Regions from separate parts of the Mus musculus genome. Here region 2 is linked to region 1. The links are chromatin loops, found by intact Hi-C in ENCODE. Cell type or tissue: left cerebral cortex. All regions are shown on one strand. Links, peaks and the distances in the headings refer to the core of each region. The heading gives the core; the rest is flanking DNA.

The links. Peaks named below come from ENCODE experiments on the same cell type or tissue, not always from the same donor. Only the 100,000 strongest peaks of a DNase experiment are listed, where the experiment ranks them.
Region 2: a loop joins it to region 1, with 14 times the contacts of the local background. A loop is called at or near these places in 27 of 42 quality-filtered maps.

The regions. Positions count from the first base shown.
Region 1 is chr5:109,991,481-110,002,051 of GRCm38, forward strand. It overlaps Zfp932 (zinc finger protein 932), which reads left to right and starts at 5,047. Exons shown (of 4, transcript NM_145563.2): 1 at 5,047-5,153. The coding sequence starts at 5,148. In left cerebral cortex, for the core only: no CTCF peak of the experiment used is centred there; a DNase peak (open chromatin) is centred at 5,018; H3K4me3 peaks cover 1,363 bases; H3K27ac peaks cover 628 bases.
Region 2 is chr5:109,921,055-109,931,625 of GRCm38, forward strand. It overlaps LOC115490200, which reads left to right and starts at 2,399. Exons shown (of 2, transcript XM_030255019.1): 1 at 2,399-2,712. The coding sequence starts at 2,633. Gm26808 (predicted gene, 26808) reads right to left here and starts at 2,590. Exons shown (of 3, transcript NR_166631.1): 1 at 2,416-2,590; 2 at 2,200-2,291; 3 at 1,590-1,901. In left cerebral cortex, for the core only: a CTCF peak has its summit at 2,354; DNase peaks (open chromatin) are centred at 2,537, 3,162, 5,249 and 5,568; H3K4me3 peaks cover 1,295 bases; H3K27ac peaks cover 341 bases.

The DNA of each region.
Region 1 (10,571 bases), core at 2,691-7,690:
AAAAAAAAAAAAAAAAAAAAGCTTTACACCAATGCTGAACTTTTGTTGCAGAACAGATTAGGTCTTTCTGACAGTTTCTGTCTCTATTGTTGGTTGATTTAGTTATATTTCCCTGTGTAATAGGTGTATATTGCTTTATGCGATTATTGTCCCCAAATATTTATTATCAATTGCTTCTCCTCTTTCTTAGAAGCAGCTGAATCCATATAATCATGTGTTTCCAGCTGTTTGACCCACTGAATTGAACTGTGTTCTACTGTCTGTGATCTTAAGACAATCTAAGATATACTATTAAAAGTAATGTATGGACTTTCCCCTTGAAAGGTGATTCATGAGAATAAAAATCCTCTACATGCTAAACTTAAAAAATAGTTAAGCTTTATTTATGTAAACGTGGTAAAAATCCTCTAGGACACTTTTAGGGGCTCATTTTCATCCATTTATATGTATAATTAAGAGACTCATGAGTTAAGGGTAATTTCCTCTGTTTTTTAAAACAATGTATTCCATGTGTGAGGGGAGATGCTGTGGGTCAGTGTCTGCTGTGCTGCATGGAACATCTGGCCAACAGGACCCCAGGCTTGCACAAGCTCTGCACTGCCCCAGTCCCAGCCAACTGACCTTCTCAAGCTTAAGTGAAAAAAGTAGTGCACAACACATATAACAAATGTGCCTTCGAGATAAATGAGGAGACTTTTTATATAATCACAGTATGGAAAAGGAATGATGAAGACCTCTATAGGATTTACAATTGAGTGAAAGGAGCTAATATGCTTTCTATGTAAATATCATAAGGCAAATATAATGACCACAAAATTGGATCTTAGGCATATATCTAAGCCTCATACACCAAAAGGGCTATGGTTCCTATAAATCAAAGGTATAAATCATCTGACTTTAAGAACAGTTTATGATTTTAATGGATTTTTTTAAATTTTTCTTTTTCATTTACTTTTCTTTAACATTGTTTGTGTAGGTGATCAACAACTGTCCTTTAGGGGTTTTTTGTTTGTTTGGTTGGTTGGTTTTTTTTTTTTGTTTTTTTTTGTTTTTTTACTTTTTTAAAGATTTATTTAATATTATATCTAAGTAGCTATCTTCAGATGCACCAGAAGAGGATGTCAGATCTCATTACGTACCTCACAACTTGCTAAGTAAGCATCTTTGAGCTGAGACAATGAGCCAGTTAAATATTGGAAATACACCAAACAAGGACTGGTCTATTTAACCTACATCAACCAATTTCCTGGTGGTTTTAAGCCACCATGTGGTTGCTGGGATTTGAACTCAGGACCTTCGGGAGAGCAGTGGGTGCTCTTAACCACTGAGCCATCTCTCCAGCCCTGGAAATTTTTTTATTAGCTATTTTCTTCATTTACATTTCAAATGCTATTACGAATGTCCCCTATACCCTCCTCCCCCATCCCCTGCCATGCTCCCCAACCCACCCACTGTGCTTCCTGGCCCTGGCACTCCCCTTAATGGGGCATATGATCTTCGCAAGACCAAGGGCCTCTCCTCCCATTGATGGCTGACTAGGCCATCCTCTGCTACATATGCAACTAGAGACACAGCTCTGAGGGGTTCTGCTTAGTTCATATTGTTGTTCCTCCTATAGAGTTGCAGACCCATTTAGCTCCTTGGGTACTTTCTCTAGCCCCTTCATTAGGGGCCCTTTGTTCCATCCAATAGATGACTGTGAGCATCCACTTCTGTATTTGCCAGGCACTGGCATAGCCTCACAAGAGATAGCTATATCAGGGTCCTGTCAGAAATCTTTCTGGCATATTTAATGGAAATTCTTACATCCCTAGCTGAGTGGCTCCTCTGGCTTTTCTGTCTTTGATGTTCTTATTTACATATTTCAGGATTCTGTGTAATCTTGCATTTTAAGTATAAGTTGTATTTACAATTTTTTAATTTTTAATACTATTTATTTATTTTATTTATATGAACACTGTAGCTGTCTTCAGACACATACCAGAAGAGGGCATCAGGTCCCATTACAGATGGCTTTGAGCCACCATGTGGTTGCTAGAATAAAACTCAGGACTTGGAAGAGCAGTCAGGCCTCTGGGTACCTAAATTTCATATTACCAACTGAAAGTATCCTTCACCACTTGCTGAACCTTATCCTGTCTGCTGCTGTTTCCATGCTAGTAAATAGCAGGTGGTGAGCTGCATTGAGACCCTGAGAGGGAAGGACTCCAACCCTCTTTCAAAGCACTGACATGCACTAAATTCTGTCTTTAATGTGTGTCTCTTTCTGGAGAAAACAGATTCCTTTATGACATTAGTATTCATACAAGAGCATTTTGCTTATTTTATTGCACTATGGAAAACCAGTAAAGGTCACTATCTCATGTGGACAATAGATCATGTTATAATGTAACTTGGTGCAGATAGCCTACCTGTATGCAGGATACTGTCGTAGGTATTTTTCTATTTGATGGTGTTTAATGATTTAGGTTCTCAATAACTTAGGCTTGCCTACTAGCTATTTACTGACAAACAGAAAAAAAGGGGGCTTAAATGTACTGTTAGGGCTCAAAATTTTTAGGTAGGGTAAGGAAATTTCTTTTACATAAGGCATCCTTTGTGATATTAAAAGTCACAAAGTTCTCTTTTTTGCAAATTTTAACAAATATATGATGGTTGTAATCAGCACTGTAACCAATACTATATTGAGGATGTTGGTTTACATTCTTCTACTCTAGACAAAGTAAAATCTTTTCATTTCTTATCTATAGCTAATGATGGAGTGGGGAGCAGTGTATATATGAAGATATTTAATTGATAAAAATTAAGTAGTTGCTCATTTTTCTTCATCCATATTATGTAATGTGTAAGGACAAAGTCATCTTGCAAACAAGCATTCCAAACATAAAACATTCCACCTTCTCATCTTCAGAAAATATATAAAGAATAAAATTAAAGAAAAACATGGCATAAGTTCCTATACTCAGAGCAACCTGCTGCCAAGACATGGAAGGAAGCACAAAATGAACACAGTGGATCACAGAACATGACCTCTTAAGTAAATCATTTAAAATTTGAAAGTGAAAATTTGTTTAGTTCTTAGAAAACATGAAATTAATGTTTGTCCCAAGAAAAAACGACTACCTTACCTCTTTAAGCTAAATGAAAGATTAAAGGTAATTCCAATTTAAAAAACACTATGTTTTGAGAGCAAAGATGTGCTAGCACACATCTGCAGTGCTGTAGAGTGTATAGATAAGGGGATCTTATCTGGACAGCTTTGTGCATGTCCTGGACCTCTTATACAACCTCAGCCCCACTGTGTCAGGAGCCATAATGGGACAAGCTAAAAACTAGCAGGTGATCATCCTGAAGTGTCCTGCCTCGGATTATTATATAATCTTTGACAGGTGAGCCCTCACTAAGCAAGGCTGTGAGGGACTCATTTTAGGAAAGTCTCCTGCTATTAATATGCTTTCCCTGTTATTAATAAACATATATAACTACCACTAAGTAGCAGCACACCCCTCTGGAGCAGATCTCTGCAGATCCACGGAGATGCACTCTCTTGTAGAGATGCTATATAGACAAATAGATGACTAAAGTCTTAATGATGATCCTATAATAATTCCTAAAATTATATTTGTGATTATTAAGCTCTTTTATAATGGGACTGCTATTAAGTCCTTTCCTGATAATCAAAGTTTCAACGAGAACTCTGCCAGTCCCTCAAATGTCACCAGTTAAATGCTCTTAGATAGTAACCAGACTTTCTCCTACTCAGAGCACATTCCAAGAGGTTGTTAAAAAAAAAAAAAAATGACCAAAGGGAACTAATGATTTATTATAGGAGCTAGGACAGAAGGTAAAATACTGACTGGGTTTATCTATACAGAACTTCACTTATAACTTAGTTATGGTTTTAAGCCTTCTGTGAACCTGTGGATCTGAGACAAGTGATGGATGTTTAGCCAGATAATCACTCCTAATGGATATGCCTGTGTTGTGCCCACCTCGGCCGGCAAGGAAGACACAACACGGTTGGATTCTTCCCAACAGCCTTTATTGCAGGAACACCTCGATGCTGCTAAGGGGACCTTGGGAACCCAGGGAGGTCTGCTTATATACTCTCAGCCCCCATCCACTCAAGGCAGGCCAAGCCACCTCACCAGGCATGCAGCTTCAGCCAATGGGGGCAGCAGGGGCACGCCTCCACCAAATATGGACTTGTTTACACCGCCAGCATTATGGTGCACCTGCTCTCACGATGGTCGATGGTCATGGCTTATTTTCAGGTGTATGAGGAAGTCAGGTGCAAGTCATAAGACTTAGCTGCAGTCCCGGGCCGCTCCTCACATGCCTGTAAACATTCTCTGTTGTAAACTTCTATTTCAGTTTATGATTTAATTTTCTGTGTAAACTTTTGATGAACTTTTTAACAAGTGATCATGTATGCTGAAAGATGTTTAGGGGCTGAGGACAAAGCGAAGTGTCAGAACTGGGGGGCGCGGGTGATAAATTAGTAAGCCTATTAATTTCTATAAACTATTGTTACCCAAAATCTGTCTTGGATTGTTAGTATCTTGTGCACCCTTCCGCTTATGGGACAGATTGATAACTCCCCTGCAAGTTGAGTAATGGGCTATGCAAGCTCCCTACCTTGATTCCAGGAGTAAGAAGGCAAACAGCCTACAGAGGGAGGGAAGCTCAGGCTGAAGTCAAGACCTGGTGATCACAGGGTTACTGCCCACCTAGGGGAGAAGCAAGCGGCTGAGCAGCGGCAGGTGGAGTAGTGGAGCCTCCCTGGGGCTGCGCGGGGAGACAGATGGGTAGGCTATCGGAGGACAGGCACAAATACTACAGAAATACAAATCCCTGTAGATCTGGAAAAAGTCAGGCACTGGACTTGAAGCTAGGGCTGAGAACCTCTGCACTGTGTACATTCAGCACACCCTAACCCTAAAGGAGGTGCTCGAGTCACTCAAGACTTACTGGCCAATCAGAGCCTCTACGCGGACCTGCCAGTCAGAGGGGAAGGCGGGTTTTCCGGATACCTTGGGCCGGTTTCCCTTAGTAGCTGAGCAGGCTTGAATGGTCCCTTATGCTGTGCTCTCTGTCCTGCCGCTGGATGCTGTGGAGGGTGCTCAGGCAAGCTTGGAAGTTGTGACATGGTGGTGAGTACAGGGTCACTGAAAACAATGGGGAGAAGCAGGGGTCTGAGCAGCGCGATCTGCTGCGGTGGGTCTTTCCCGGGACTCATTGGGAATCAGCGGCCATGTGCGGTGTCCCCTGAGGTCCTAGCCACTCGCGGGACCCAGCTGTAGCCTCTGAATAACTTCACTGTGGGGGCTGCATCTGTGCAGAGCATTTGGCCGGTGTGTAGCGAGATCTTTGGCGTTATTCCAAACTCAGAGAGTCCTAGATTCTACAAATTCTGTTGTTAGCATTTGACATTAAGGTGGACAATCCATTTGGAGTTAACTTTGTGGAGATTGTAAAAGGCATCTCTTGTGCTGGGTAGCAATCCACTATCAAGCTGTGATGTAAAAGAGTAGAATTTATGATGTAAAGGATTTACTAAAGCTTAGCGAATAGTAAGTCACAGCAAGTAGAATTTAGCTGAGGGTGCACTGCCTGTAACATATCCCACAGATAAGTAATGTGCTAACCAGGGCAGTTAGAGTTTAGGATGCTATAATACATATGCACCAGGATTGCCCAGAAATATGGCTCCTAACCACAACAAAGGAATCAAACTTGATTTACAGTAAGCATCTAGGCCCGTCTCCATATCAAAGAGCAGGCCTCTAACCAGCTGCTCAATGGGGCATTACAGGATCACAATCTACAGTAAGGCCTGGTGTGCCTTACTTTTCTTCTTACTTTTCTTACTTTTTTTCTTTTCTTCTTGAGAAAAGCGTAGTTCTGACACATTGGCAAGATGACACATAGTGACAGCCATGTGAAAAGGGAAAAAAGAAAAGAAAAGACAAGAGAAGACAAGACTGTTTTATTGAGTGCAAGCCTGATCCAGCTACAGTTTCCCTGAGGTCCCCATGTCTGGAGCAGGACACAGCTCCTTCTGAAACCCAGAGCCAGTCACAGCCTGGGCCTAGTCCTTGGGAGCTTTCCCTGAGGCCATGGGTATAGAGAGAAAACAGGGCTCCTTTACTTTGTTTTTTTTGTTTTTGTTTTGTAGAAAATGATTTTAATATTTTCAATTGTTAACATTTTTAAAAGAGAATAATTATTTTAAGATATATTTCACTGTTATATCCTCCTTTTCATTTCTGATTTTATTTTTCTGATTTTATTAATTAGGATACTGTCTCTGTGCCCTCTGGTTAGTCTGGTTTTTCTAGTTGATTTTCTCAAAGAAACAGGTCCTGGTTTTGTTGATTCTGTATAGAGTTCTTTTTGTTTCTATTTGTTTGATTTCAGCCCCGAGTCTGATTCTTTCCTGACATCTCCTACTCTTGGGTGCATTTGCAGAGCTCCTTCTCTAAATTCAGGAATGTGCTTGGGAGCTGGGAATGGTCTGGGGCAGGGCCTTTGGGAGGGGTTGAATCAGATACTGAGAGCACAACTTCCCACCATATGGGGCTGTGGTTATCAGTTCCAAGGCCACTAGAAGTTTGGTCAGAAATGTTTTTGAGATACACTGAGTTGTCCCTTGTGCAGCAGTGTTTGATTAGCCTTCTCCTGAGTGTGTCCCATTGTCTGATGTTTCTGTGGACTTCCTACTTTCTTCATCTTTCTGCTGACTTCAGAGGTGTCTCCCATCTCCTTCCCTTTCCCTCATGTCAATCGTGTACAAGATGGTATTCTTAAGAAGCTGACTTAGCATAAGCCATAGCTTGTGTAAGACCTCCCCACCCCAGCTTTTATACTCTCTACCTTTTCCTTTTCTGATGTTTTTCATCATCTGGAACCTTCCACTTAGGACACTGTCACTAACCTGCTGTGGTAGGGCACTGGTGTCCTTAAGAAATGATCCCGGAATATGCTTGCTGTGCAAATTTCCCATATGTTTTAGTGGCTAGACTTGCAGTCTCCAGTCTGTATTTAAGTTGTTCAAAACTTAACCTGGAACCTGAACCTAAAAGAGACTTAAGGGTGGCAGCATATGTGGAATGCAAAATCCATCCTAGTCTGGCTCCTCTTTAGCCTTAATCACTGTAGCTGGTCTTTGCTACTTTATGGTTTCTTCTTTTTCCTCTCTTTAAAAAAACAAACAAACAAATATCACCATAATGGTGTTGTTTATAGTTGTAAATGTGTGAAACTTAAACTGGTTTGAAATAATGTACAAAGCCATAGACAGAGGACTTTAGCATAGACTTTAGTGACACAGAATACATTTCTAGTATCACATAAATGATACCTCACTAAGTTTAACTTAATTGAGAAAACAAAAAGAGTTCAAATAAAACATTGTCCAGAATTGAACAATGATATGTATGTGACACAGGATTGTGTATTAGCAATAAATTCTGATAGCAGTATTTTGGGATTTTTCCATAGGTATCAACTAAAATTAGTTTAGACCATGTTGTGTTCTAGTTGATATAAAATTGCACATATTTAATGTATGTATTCTGATATATTTGGCATAATACCTACACCCAAGCAACCCCATTCTACGGAGTTCTCATAAATGACAGAATTGCCATGGATCCCAGCAGTCTTCTCAATATAGTTTCCATGAACTTGAAATTAGTATTATGAATCCTCATGTTCATTGCAGTTGTATTCATGGTAGCCTAAATATGAGAATTACCTCTAGGCTCATTTGTTGAGGAATAGCTGGGTGCCTCAAGGGGACCTTGTGCTAAAGGAATGAAGACAATAGCAATGGTTAAGGACTAAGTACTTGTAAAGACTCTCAGTCCATGCTATATTGGTCCTAGAAGGACATGGAATTACAGCTTAAGCATTCTCAACCTATTTCTTTTCCCATATAATTTTAATCTTTATTGTATGCTTATTGTCAGGTGGGTATGAGAACTTACACCATCATCTCTACCTTGCAGGTAGCAATAGAAAATGAAGGGTGACCAAGCCAGCTCAGTCAGTTAGCAGTATATCAAGGGAGAGTGAGGACGGACAAGAAGACTGCAATTAGACAACACTGTAACATGAGTCCAGCCATTGCTTAGGCTGAGGCGGGTTTGTTTGTTTGTTTTTGTTTCATTGGTTGGTTGGTTTTTTTTGTTTTTTCAAGACAGGGTTTCCCTGTTTAGCTCTGGCTGTCCTGGAACTCACTTTGTAGACCAGGCTGGCCTCGAACTCAGAGTCCATCTGCCTCCCAAGTGGCATTAAAGTGGGATTAAAGGCTTGTGCCACCACCACCCTGGGGGTTTGTTTTTCTAAAGCCTGCTTTAATACCATTTTAAATACATACAAATAATAAGGTCAGTTCTAGGTCAAGGACAGAACAAGACAATAAGCGAATCCAGGGATCCTTGCTTCTTTTCTTTTTCTTTTTCTTTTTCTTTTTCTTTTTTTTTGGGGGGGGGGTGGCGGGGTTGGGGGTTTTTGTTGTTGTTGTTTTGTTTGTTTGTTTTCAAGACAGGGTTTCTCTGTGTAGCCCTGGCTATCCTGGAACTCACTCTGTAGACCAGGCTGGCCTCCAACTCAGAAATCTGCCTGCCTCTGCCTCCCAAGTGCTGGGATTAAAGGCGTGGGCCACTACTGGCCAGCCAGATCTTTGCTTTTAGGGGCTTATCAGGATGACCAAGATAAAGGAATGCCACACAATCCTTGGCTGAGTTTACCTGGAGCTTTGTATTAGCCCAAATGTATATATTCCTTTCTGAGCCTACTTCCATGTCCTAGCTCAATGTCAAATTCCTGCCAAATTCCTACAGAAAGGCAGAAAGAACAGAATCTAGCTGAAGCAATCTCCTCAAAGTGTTTTTCTAATGTTTATTTAGAACATTATGTGCAGAAGAGAAATGAAATATCAAGCTTTCTGTAGCAAGAGTTGTTATAGATGGGAAGCAAATGTGGTATTATAGTATACTGTACAAATGCAGAGAGTGGCTGTATTTGGATGGCATGAGAGCTTTCTGCCTATGAGTCATACTGCATGAAAAAGTAAAAATGAGATTAAGAAACAGACTGACTGTTTTGCTTGAATTTAAATAGTGATGATACATTACAATTGAACAATAGTCTTAAATAACTGACTCATCTCTGTGATGTCTCTGCATTAAGTAACTTAGATGGTAACACTTTCATTTTTGCTTTAGAGAATGTGTTTAAATATTTAACAATTTTATACATTGCTTTTTATTTTTAATTGTACAAAATTGCTACATTATTATAATTAATGCAGGAGTTTTGTACAACATCACATATTTATTTTTATTGACTAGTTATTTAAACATTGTTCTTTCTTAACAACAATCAAGCTTATTCGTTTGAAATGAAGTGAGAAGCATTGTAATTCCACATTTCAAACTAGTGAAAGCTAACACAAGAAAATGACTCATTTTGTTTCCTACTTGATATATATTTCATATTAAGAGCAAAACTTCTGATTTCACAGATATAGACTGGGCCCAAGATGAGCTCATCATGAACTCCTGTGTTGCAGGGTATTTGATCACATTGTGAACCAGAGACCCTCCAATTTCCTCAGGGGTGAGGGGTTTGGGGGGGGGGGGGAAGGTGTTTCTAATTGTGGTGTGGCTCAGCCCTTATTCAGCAGTTAAGCCTCAGATGCCCAAAATATTCTACCTAGATAAGATTGTACACAAGCTAAAGGCTTCCAGGACTAGGTCAACATTATGATAAGAAAGAAGTAAGCCTCCAAGATGATATTTTTACACTATTATGTGATGGTCACTGTCTACGAAATCAAAACGAGAACTGTATCTGTCACAATCATACTGTCCCTGTCTTCACTATTTTGCTCTTCTTTGTTGATTATTGCTTCCCTTTTTTGCTTTTTCATTTAAGCAATATTATATTAATTTTTAAATTGAAGATAGATTTCCTTCCTACACTCTTTGCAGCTACCCCCTCCCACTTCACCTATCCACCTCTCCCCTAGATCCAACACCCCCTTGCCCTGTGTCCTCTTCAAAAAGGAGCAGACCTCCAAGAGAGGACAGCCTAACAGGGCAGAACAAGATAGAAAAAGACAAGGTGAAAGCCTTCGTATTGGACAAGGCAACCTGATAGGAGGAAAAGTCTCAAGATCAAGCTAAAGAATCAGAGTTACACCTGCTCCCACTGTTAGGAGTCCCATAAAGACACCAAGCTAACAACCATAACATGTCAGCAGAGGACCTGACACAGACCCATGCTGTCTCTATGCTTGCCATTTAAGTCTCTGTAACATCCTAAAATCCAGTCAGTGTTAGTCATGGGTTCCCTCTCAGGTCAAGGGTCTCAAGCTAAACCAAACATTGGTTGGCCACTCAAACAAGTTTGTTATCATCATGCCCCAGCACATCATGCAAGAAGGACCAATTGTAGGGATGTGTGTGTGTGTGTGTGTGTCTGTCTGTCTGTCTGTCTGTCCATCCAGGTTTCTGTTTCTGTAGCCTGTAAAGTATCTTCTCAAAGAGACTAGAACATAG
Region 2 (10,571 bases), core at 2,214-7,213, 71 kb before region 1:
GTGGGTATTTTTCTATTTGATGGTGTTTAATGATTTAGGTTCTCAATAACTTAGGCTTGCCTACTAGCTATTTACTGACAAACAGAAAAAAAGGAGCTTAAATGTACTGTTAGGGCTCAAAATTTTTAGGTAAGGTAAGGAAATTTATTTTACATAAGGCATCCTTTGTGATATTAAAAGTCACATAGTTCTCTTTTTTGCAAAATTTAACAAATATATGATGGTTGTAATCAGCACTGTAACCAATACTATATTGAGGATGTTGGTTTACATTCTTCTACTCTAGACAAAGTAAAATCTTTTCATTTCTTATCTATAGCTAATGATGGAGTGGGGAGCAGTGTATATATGAAGATATTTAATTGATAAAAATTAAGTAGTTGCTCATTTTTCTTCATCCATATTATGTAATGTGTAAGGACAAAGTCATCTTGCAAACAAGCGTTCCAAACATAAAACATTCCACCTTCTCATCTTCAGAAAATATATAAAGAATAAAATTAAAGAAAAACATGGCATAAGTTCCTATACTCAGAGCAACCTGCTGCCAAGACATGGAAGGAAGCACAAAATGAACACAGTGGATCACAGAACATGATCTCTTAAGTAAATCATTTAAAATTTGAAAGTGAAAATTTGTTTAGTTCTTAGAAAACATGAAATTAATGTTTGTCCCAAGAAAAAACGACTACCTTACCTCTTTAAGCTAAAAGAAAGATTAAAGGTAATTCCAATTTAAAAAACACTATGTTTTGAGAGCAAAGATGTGCTAGCACACATCTGCAGTGCTGTAGAGTATAGAGATAAGGGGATCTTATCTGGACAGCTTTGTCCATGTCCTGGACCTCTTATACAACCTCAGCCCCACTGTGTCAGGAGCCATAATGGGACAAGCAAGCTAAAAACTAGCAGGTGATCATCCTGAAGTGACCTGCCTCGGATTATTATATAATCTTTGACAGGTGAGCCCTCACTAAGCAAGGCTGTGAGGGACTCATTTTAGGTAAGTCTCCTGCTTTTAATATGCTTTTCCTGTTATTAATAAACATATATTACTACCACTAAGTAGCAGCACACCCCTCAGGAGCAGATCTCTGCAGATCCACGGAGATGCACTCTCTTGTAGAGATGCTGTATAGACAAATAGATGACTTAAGTCTTAATGATGATCCTATAATAATTCCTAAAATTATATTTGTGATTATTAAGCTCTTTTATAATGGGACTGCTATTAAGTCCTTTCCTGATAATCAAAATTTCAACGAGAACTCTGTCAGTCCCTCAAATGTCACCAGTTAAATGCTCTTAGATAGTAACCAGACTTTCTCCTACTCAGAGCACATTCCAAGAGGTTGTAAAAAAAAAAGGGGGGGGGAACTAATGATTTATTATAGGAGCTAGGACAGAAGGTAAAATACTGACTGGGTTTATCTATACAGAACTTCACTTATAACTTAGTTATGGTTTTAAGCCTTCTGTGAACCTGTGGAGCTGAGACAAGTGATGGTGTTTAGCCAGATAATCACTCCTCATGGATATGCCTGTGTTGTGCCCACCTCGGCCGGCAAGGAAGACACAACACGGTTGGATTCTTCCCAACAGCCTTTATTGCAGGAACACCTCAATGCTGCTACTGGGACCCCGGGAACCCAGGAAGGTCTGCTTATATACTCTCAGCCCCCATCCACTCAAGGCAGGCCAAGCCACCTCACCAGGCATGCAGCTTCAGCCAATCAGGGCGGCAGGGGCATGCCTCCACCAAATATGGACTTGTTTACACCGCCAGCATTATGGTGCACCTGCGCAGCTCTCATGATGGTCCTGGCTTATTTTCAGGTGTATGAGGAAGTCAGGTGCAAGTCATAAGACTTAGCTGCAGTCCCGGGCCGCTCCTCACATGCCTGTAAACATTCTCTGTTGTAAACTTCTATTTCAGTTTATGATTTAACTTTCTGTGTAAACTTTGATGAACTTTTTAACATGTGATCATGTATGCTGAAAGGTGTTTAAGGGCTGAGGACAAAGAGAAGTGTCAGAACTGGGGGGCGGGGGTGATAGATTAATAAGCCTATTAATTTCTATAAACTATTGTTACCCAAAATCTGTCTTGGATTGTTAATATCTTGTGCACCCTTCCGCTTGTGGGACAGATTGATAATTTCCCTGCAATTCAAGTAGTGGGCTATGCAAGCTCCCTACCTTGATTCCAGGAGTAAGAAGACAAACAGCCTACAGAGGGAGGGAAGCTCAGGCTGAAGTCAAGACCTGGTCAGCACAGGGTTACTGCCCACCTAGGGGAGGAGCAAGCGGCTGAGCAGCGGCAGATGGAGTGGTGGAGCCTCCCTGGGGCTGCGCGGGGAGACAGATGGGTAGGCTATCGGAGAACAGGCACAAATACTACAGAAATACAAATACCTGTAGATCTGGAAAAAGTCAGGCACTGGACTTGAAGCTAGGGCTGAGAACCTCTGCACTGTGTACATTCAGCACACCCTAACCCTAAAGGAGGTGCTCGAGTCACTCAAGACTTACTGGCCAATCAGAGCCTCTAGGCGGACCTGCCAGTCAGAGGGGAAGGCGGGTTTTTCCGGGTACCTTGGGCCGGCTTCACTTAGTAGCTGAGCAGGCTTGAATGGTCCCTTATGCTGTGCTCTCTGTCCTGCCGCTGGATGCTGGGGAGGGTGCTCAGGCAAACTTGGAAGTTGTGACATGGTGAGTACAGGGTCACTGAAAACAATGGGGAGAAGCAGGGGTCTGAGCAGCGCGATCTGCTGCGGTGGGTCTTTCCCGGGACTCATTGGGAATCAGCCAGCGGCCATGTGCGGTGTCCCCTGAGGTCCTAGCCACTCGCGGGACCCAGCTGTAGCCTCTGAATAACTTCACTGTGGGGGCTGCATCTGTGCAGAGCATTTGGCCGGTTTGTAGCGAGATCTTTGGCGTGATCCCAAACTCAGAGAGTCCTAGATTCTACAAATTCTGTTGTTAGCATTTGACATTAAGGTGAACAATCCATTTGGAGTTAACTTTGTGGAGATTGTAAAAGGCATCTCTTGTGCTGGGTAGCAATCCACTATCAAGCTGTGATGTAAAAGAGTAGAATTTATGATGTAAAGGATTTACTAAAGCTTAGCGAATAGTAAGTCACAGCAAGTAGCATTTAGCTGAGGGTGCACTGCCTGTAACACATCCCACAGATAAGTAATATGCTAACCAGGGCAGTTAGAGTTAGGATGCTAGGATACACATGCTTGTTCACCAGGATTGCCCAGAAATATGGCTCCTAACCACAACAAAGGAATCAAACTTGATTTATAGCAAACATCTAGGCCCGTCTCCATATCAAAGAGCAGGCCTCTAACCAGCTGCTCAATGGGGCTTTACAGGATCACAATCTACAGTAAGGCCTGGTGAGCCATAAAGGTTCTGTTTTCTTCTTGAGAAAAGCATAGTTCTGACACATTGGCAAGATGACACATAGTGACAGCCATGTGAAAAGGGGAAAAAGAAAAGAAAAGAGAAGACAAGACTGGTGTATTGAGTGCAAGCCTGATCCAGCTACACTTTCCCTGAGGTCCCCAAGTCTGGAACAGTACAGCTCCTTCTGAAGCCCAGAGCCAGTCACAGCCTGGGCCTAGACCTTGGGAGCTTTCCCTGAGGCCGTGGGTATAGAGAGAAAACAGCGCTCCTTTACTTCGTTTTTTGTTTGTTTTTTTTTTTTTTTTTTTTTGTAGAACATGATTTTAATATTTTCAATTGTTAATATTTTTAAAAGAGAATAATTATTTTAAGATATATTTCACTGTTATATCCTCCTTTTAATTTCTGATTTTATTAGGATACTGTCTCTGTGCCCTCTGGTTAGTCTGGTTTATCTAGTTGATTTTCTCAAAGAAACAGGTCCTGGTTTTGTTGATTCTGTATATAGTTCTTTTTGTTTCTATTTGTTTGATTTCAGCCCTGAGTTTGACTCTTTCCTGACATCTATTCCTCTTGGGTGTATTTGCAGAGTTCCTCCTCTAAATTCAGGAATGTGCTTGGGAGAGCTGGTAATGGTCTGGGGCCAGGGCTTTGGGAGGAGTTGAATCAGATTCTGAGAGCACAAATTCCCACCATATGGGGCTGTGGTTATCAGTTCCAAGGCCACTAAAAGTTTGGTCAGAAATGTTTTTAAGAAACACTGAGTTTTCTCTTGTGCAGAAGTTTTTGATTAGCCTTCTCCTGAGTGTGTCCCATTGTCTGATGTTTCTGTGGAGTTCCTACTTTCTTCATCTTTTTGCTGACTTCAGAGGTGTCTCCCATCTCCTCCCTTTTCCCTCATGTCAATTGTGTACAAGATGGTATTCTTAAGAAGCTGACTTAGCATAAGCCATAGCTTGTGTAAGACCTCCCCACTCCAGCTTTTATACTCTCTACCTTTTCCTTTTCTGATGTTTTTCATCATCTGGAACCTTCCACTTAGGACACTGTCACTAACCTGCTGTGTTAGGGCACTGGTGTCCTTAAGAAATGATCCTGGAATATGCTTGCTGTGTAAATTTCCCATATGTTTTAGTGGCTAGACTTGCAGTCTCCAGTCTGTATTTAAGTTGTTCAAAACTTAACCTGGAACCTGAACCTAAAAGAGACTTAAGGGTGGCAGCATATGTGGAAGGCAAAATCCGTCCTAGTCTGGCTCCTCTTTTAGCCTTAATCAGTGTAGCTGGTCTTTGCTACTTTATGGTTTCTTCTTTTCCCCTCCCTTAATCCCCTTCCGTGACCCCCGCAACTGTTTCACCCCCTAACAGCAGACAGGAGAGAAACAGGGATGGAGGAGAAAGAGATCCTTGAGTCTAGTTTCTGTCCTTGTACTGGATCCCCCAGCAGGAGTCAAACAGTCTCTGATGCCCAGAGCAAGGATTAAAGGTAGGAAAGGCAGAAAGAAGATGCAAAGCCAAGAGTTAGATTTGGGAAGACTGCTGGGAGTACTGCTGCAGCAGCAGCCAGCAGCAACCAGAGCCTTGAGTTTATTTTTGTATTCTTTTTATACCCCACAATACCATAGAAAGCAAAGCTACAAACTTACAGAAACAGTTTCCTGAAACGTAAATAGAATATCTGTTCTTATCCAAAGATACCTCCCTTTAGCCTCAGGTGTACCCCCTTTTATTGTTCCATGCCTCATCAGGCTGGGAAATCTGCCAACAGACCCTGACCCATCTTGACTGCCTGGGTACATAGAAGACTAGGGTCAGTTCTAAGCATAAACATAGGAGTCAAGGAAGAAAAAAGGTGCAAACAAAGTTCCCTTGCTCATTGAATTCAGGTCTTATCAAGATGATCAAGATATGAGAAGGCAGGAGGAACACATTCCTCAGCTGTATTTTTGTTTGTTTGTTTGTTTTGAGCTTACTTCCTTGTCCTAGCCCAGTGTCAAATATTCTTGCAATTTTCCTAAAAGTGATACCAAAAGCTGTCCACACCTGGGAGAGTAGAAGATTCTAATAAAATACACATTTACCATACTAGGGCTCTGTCTGCCCCTGGGGTGGGGTGGAAGGGGAGAGCTGGGAAGGCCTGTGCTGTCTGAGTCATTTCATCTCTACTCCTGCAGTAGGAGAGCTGCTACTGTCTGTCCTCTGGGCAGCCTAGCAATCAGGAGGAGCACAGTGGGAGGTAGTTTGCAGGTTCCTTCCAAATTCTCCTCTGATGCAGTTCATCAGCTAGCTGTGAGGGAGAAAACAAACCATGCCACTGTGATTGTGGCAGCCACCAGGAAGAACAAGTTGGCTAAACAATCAGAGTCCAATCTGATTGGACTGTGATTGACTGGGAACCAGACTGTGGTTCTTTTGGTCCATGTGGTGGCCTGGGCAAAGGGTCTTGGCCTCTGAGCCTGCCTGAGTGTGGGTTCCCTGGGTGGAGGAGGTTCTGCAGCTCTGGGCATAGGAAGCTGGGTTGCCCGGTGTCACACAGGCAGTGCTTTTGGTGTGCAGAAGACAGATTTCAAAACTGAAAATCTGGTTTCTAGAAGTGCTGAACATTGCATTGCAAATTCAGTTTGGTGTGATATATTTTACAAATAGTTTAGAAACTGGTAGAGATGAGGTTATGGGGATCATCAGTCAGTTATATTTGATTAAAATCCGTTTTCCTCTCCACTATCACCAGTCACAATGAATGGAGTGATTCAGAGATATTCAGTTCCAGGGTCCAAAAGGAGTTTCTGAGATGCAGAGGATTTTCAAATGTGCATGGTGGTGTGCAGGTGGGTAGGGCAGAATCTACATCATATGCTATAATCCTCGTGGCAGGAGGCAGACATTAAACTATTCTTCAACCTTGGTTTGTGGGTGGGCTCACTGAGGCTGGGTTTGTGTGAGATCACAAGGGGCATTAGGTGCGGCAGAGCCCTAGCCCAGCTTTCTGATGACCTCCATACAGAGAGAGCTCTAGAGCCTCTGTTTGGAAGTGAGGTCAGTAGTGGCTGGAGGGTCAGAAATGTACCAATTAGGGGTCACTTTGTGTTATTTTTGTGGGAGTTGTGAAGTCTGTGTTTATTCTATTTGTATACACATGCAATCATTGGTAATATTAGTCATGTTCACATGTTTCCTGGCTGAGTTTCCTTAGGTCTTTTGATTGAAGCTTGTCTATAATTTGGGGCTTATGTTCTTGGCTTTTTTCTCTACATCTCATTATTTTTCACAAATGTTGTAAAGTTTTGATTGTTGTAGCTCTGTGATAAGTATGGGTGGACTTTACATTGTGTCAAAATGTGAACTATTTCTCCATAATCCTAGTGACAATTCTGAGGTTTTCACATGGCAGGTAGCTTTGGAATCAGCTTCGCCGTTAGGAGTTTTCTTTAGATTGGTTTGAGTTTATGCTGCAAATTAAACATATCCAACATTCCCCCCCCCTTAAAAAAAAAACAAACATCACCATAATGGTGTTGTTTATAGTTGTAAATGTGTGAAACTTAAACTGGTTTGAAATAATGTACAAAGCCATACACAGAGGACTTTAGCATAGACTTTAGTGACACAGAATACATTTCTAGTATCACATAAATGATACCTCACTAAGTTTAACTTAATTGAGAAAACAAAAAGAGTTCAAATAAAACATTGTCCAGAATTGAACAATGAATATGTATGTGACACAGGATTGTGTATTAGCAATAAATTCTGATAGCAGTATTTTGGGATTTTCCATAGGTATCAACTAAAATTAGTTTAGACCATGTTGTGTTCTAGTTGATATAAAATTGCACATATTTAATGTATGTATCCTGATACATTTGGACATAATACCTACACCCAAGCTACCCCATTCTACGGAGTTCTCATAAATGACAGAATTGCCATGGATCCCAGCAGTCTTCTCAGTATAGTTTCCATGAACTTGAAATTAGTATTATGAATCCTCATGTTCATTGCAGCTGTATTCATGGTAGCCTAAATATGAGAACTACCTCTAGGCTCATTTGTTGAGGAAGAGCTGGGTGCCTCAAGGGGACCTTGTGCTACAGGAATGAAGACAATAGCAATGGTTAAGGACTAAGTACTTGTAAAGACTCACAGTCCGTGCTATATTGGTCCTAGAACGACATGGAATTACAGCTTAAGCATTGTCAACCTATTTCTTTTTCCCATATAATTTTAATCTTTAGTGTACGCTTATTGTCAGGTGGATATGAGAACTTACACCATCATCTCGACCTTGCAGGTAGCAATAGAAAATGAAGGGTGACCAAGCCAGCTCAGTCAGTTAGCAGTATATCAAGGGAGAGTGAGGACGGACAAGAAGACTGCAATTAGACAACACTGTAACATGAGTCCAGCCATTGCTTATGCTGAAGCGGGTTTGTTTGTTTGTTTGTTTGTTTGTTTCATTGGTTGGTTGGTTTTTTTGGTTTTTTCAAGACAGGGTTTCTCTGTGTAGCCCTGGCTGTCCTGGAACTCACTCTGTAGACCAGGCTGGCCTCCAACTCAGAAATCTGCCTGCCTCTGCCTCCCAAGTGCTGGGATTAAAGGCGTGGGCCACTACTGGCCAGCCAGATCTTTGCTTTTAGGGGCTTATCAGGATGACCAAGATAAAGGAATGCCACACAATCCTTGGCTGAGTTTACCTGGAGCTTTGTATTAGCCCAAATGTATATATTCCTTTCTGAGCCTACTTCCATGTCCTAGCTCAATGTCAAATTCCTGCCAAATTCCTACAGAAAGGCAGAAAGAACAGAATCTAGCTGAAGCAATCTCCTCAAAGTGTTTTTCTAATGTTTATTTAGAACATTATGTGCAGAAGAGAAATGAAATATCAAGCTTTCTGTAGCAAGAGTTGTTATAGATGGGAAGCAAACGTGGTATTATAGTATACTGTACAAATGCAGAGAGTGGCTGTATTTGGATGGCATGAGAGCTTTCTGCCTATGAGTCATACTGCATAAAAGAGTAAAAATGAGATTAAGAAACAGACTGACTGTTTTGCTTGAATTTAAATACTGATGATACATTACAATTGAACAATAGTCTTAAATAACTGACTCATCTCTGTGATGTCTCTGCATTAAGTAACTTAGATGGTAACACTTTCATTTTTGCTTTAGAGAATGTGTTTAAATATTTAACAATTTTATACATTGCTTTTTATTTTTAATTGTACAAAATTGCTACATTATTATAATTAATGCAGGAGTTTTGTACAACATCACATATTTATTTTTATTGACTAGTTATTTAAACATTGTTCTTTCTTAACAACAATCAAGCTTATTCGTTTGAAATGAAGTGAGAAGCATTGTAATTCCACATTTCAAACTAGTGAAAGCTAACACAAGAAAATGACTCATTTTGTTTCCTACTTGATATATATTTCATATTAAGAGCAAAACTTCTGATTTCACAGATATAGACTGGGCCCAAGATGAGCTCATCATGAACTCCTATGTTGCAGGGTATTTGATCACATTGTGAACCAGAGACCCTCCAATTTACTCAGGGGTGAGCGGTTTTGTGGGGGGAGGGAAGGTGTTTCTAATTGTGGTGTGGCTCAGCCCTTAGTACACATGTTTGCTAAAATGAAGATAAAGTTCGTTTTAGAAGGAAGCACTCGGGGCTGGTGAGATGGCTCAGTGGGTAAGAGCACCCGACTGCTCTTCCAAAGGTCCGGAGTTCAAATCCCAGCAACCACATGGTGGCTCACAACCATCCGTAACGAGATCTGACTCCCTCTTCTGGAGTGTCTGAAGACAGCTACCGTGTACTTACATATAATAAATAAATCTTTAAAAAAAAAAAAAAAAAAAGAAGGAAGCACTCATGTTTGAAAGCAGTGTCTAATTGAGTGGCTGACAAAATGATGAATCAGGGAAGGATCTGACAGAATAGGATATGCTCAACTCTCCAGAGAAGAGAGAGGGAAGAGAGGTAACATAAGAGGAAACAGCTCAGAGGGTGAGAGGAGGAGGCAGTTTTACCTGGAGAGTTTTACAGAGACAGGCTAAAGCTAGACACAAGTGAAGAAAGGAGGAGCCCGAGAATTAGAATGTGCCAGGAGATGAGAACAGATTGCTAGAGTTCATTTGAGGCCAAGTACAGCAATTCAGTCAGAAGTGAAAAAACCCCGTTTGAATAGGTTAGCATGCAAAGGAGTATGAGTCAGAACAGCTTAGTTGATCAACCAGTCAAAATTCAGAAAGAAAGGGTGATTTTATTCAGCAGTTAAGTCTCAGATGCCCAAAATATTCTACCTAGATAAGATTGTACACAAGCTAAAGGCTTCCAGGACTAGGTCAACATTATGATAAGAAAGAAGTAAGCCTCCAAGATGATATTTTTACACTATTATGTGATGGTCACTGTCTACGAAATCAAAACGAGAACTGTATCTGTCACAATCATACTGTCCCTGTCTTCACTATTTAGCTCTCCTTTGTTGATTATTGCTTCCCTTTTTTGCTTTTTCATTTAAGCAATATTATATTAATTTTTAAATTGAAGATAGATTTCCTTCCTACACTCTTTGCAGCTACCCCCTCCCACTTCACCTATCCACCTCTCCCCTAGATCCAACACCCCCTTGCCCTGTGTCCTCTTCAAAAAGGAGCAGACCTCCAAGAGAGGACAGCCTAACAGGACAAAACAAGATAGAAAAAGACAAGGTGAAAGCCTTCGTATTGGACAAGGCAACCTGATAGGAGGAAAAGTCTCAAGATCAAGCTAAAGAATCAGAGTTACACCTGCTCCCACTGTTAGGAGTCCCATAAAGACACCAAGCCAACAGCCATAACATGTCAGCAGAGGACTTGACACAGACCCATGCTGTCTCTATGCTTGCCATTTAAGTCTCTGTAACATCCTAAAATCCAGTCAGTGTTAGTCATGGGTTCCCTCTCATGTCAAGCATCTCAAGCTAAAACAAACATTGGTTGGCCACTCAAACAAGTTTGTTATCATCATGCCCCAGCACATCATGCAAGAAGGACCAATTGTAGGGATGTGTGTGTGTGTGTGTCTGTCTGTCTGTCTGTCTGTCCATCCATCCAGGTTTCTGTTTCTGTAGCCTGTAGAGTATCTTTTCTCAAAGAGACT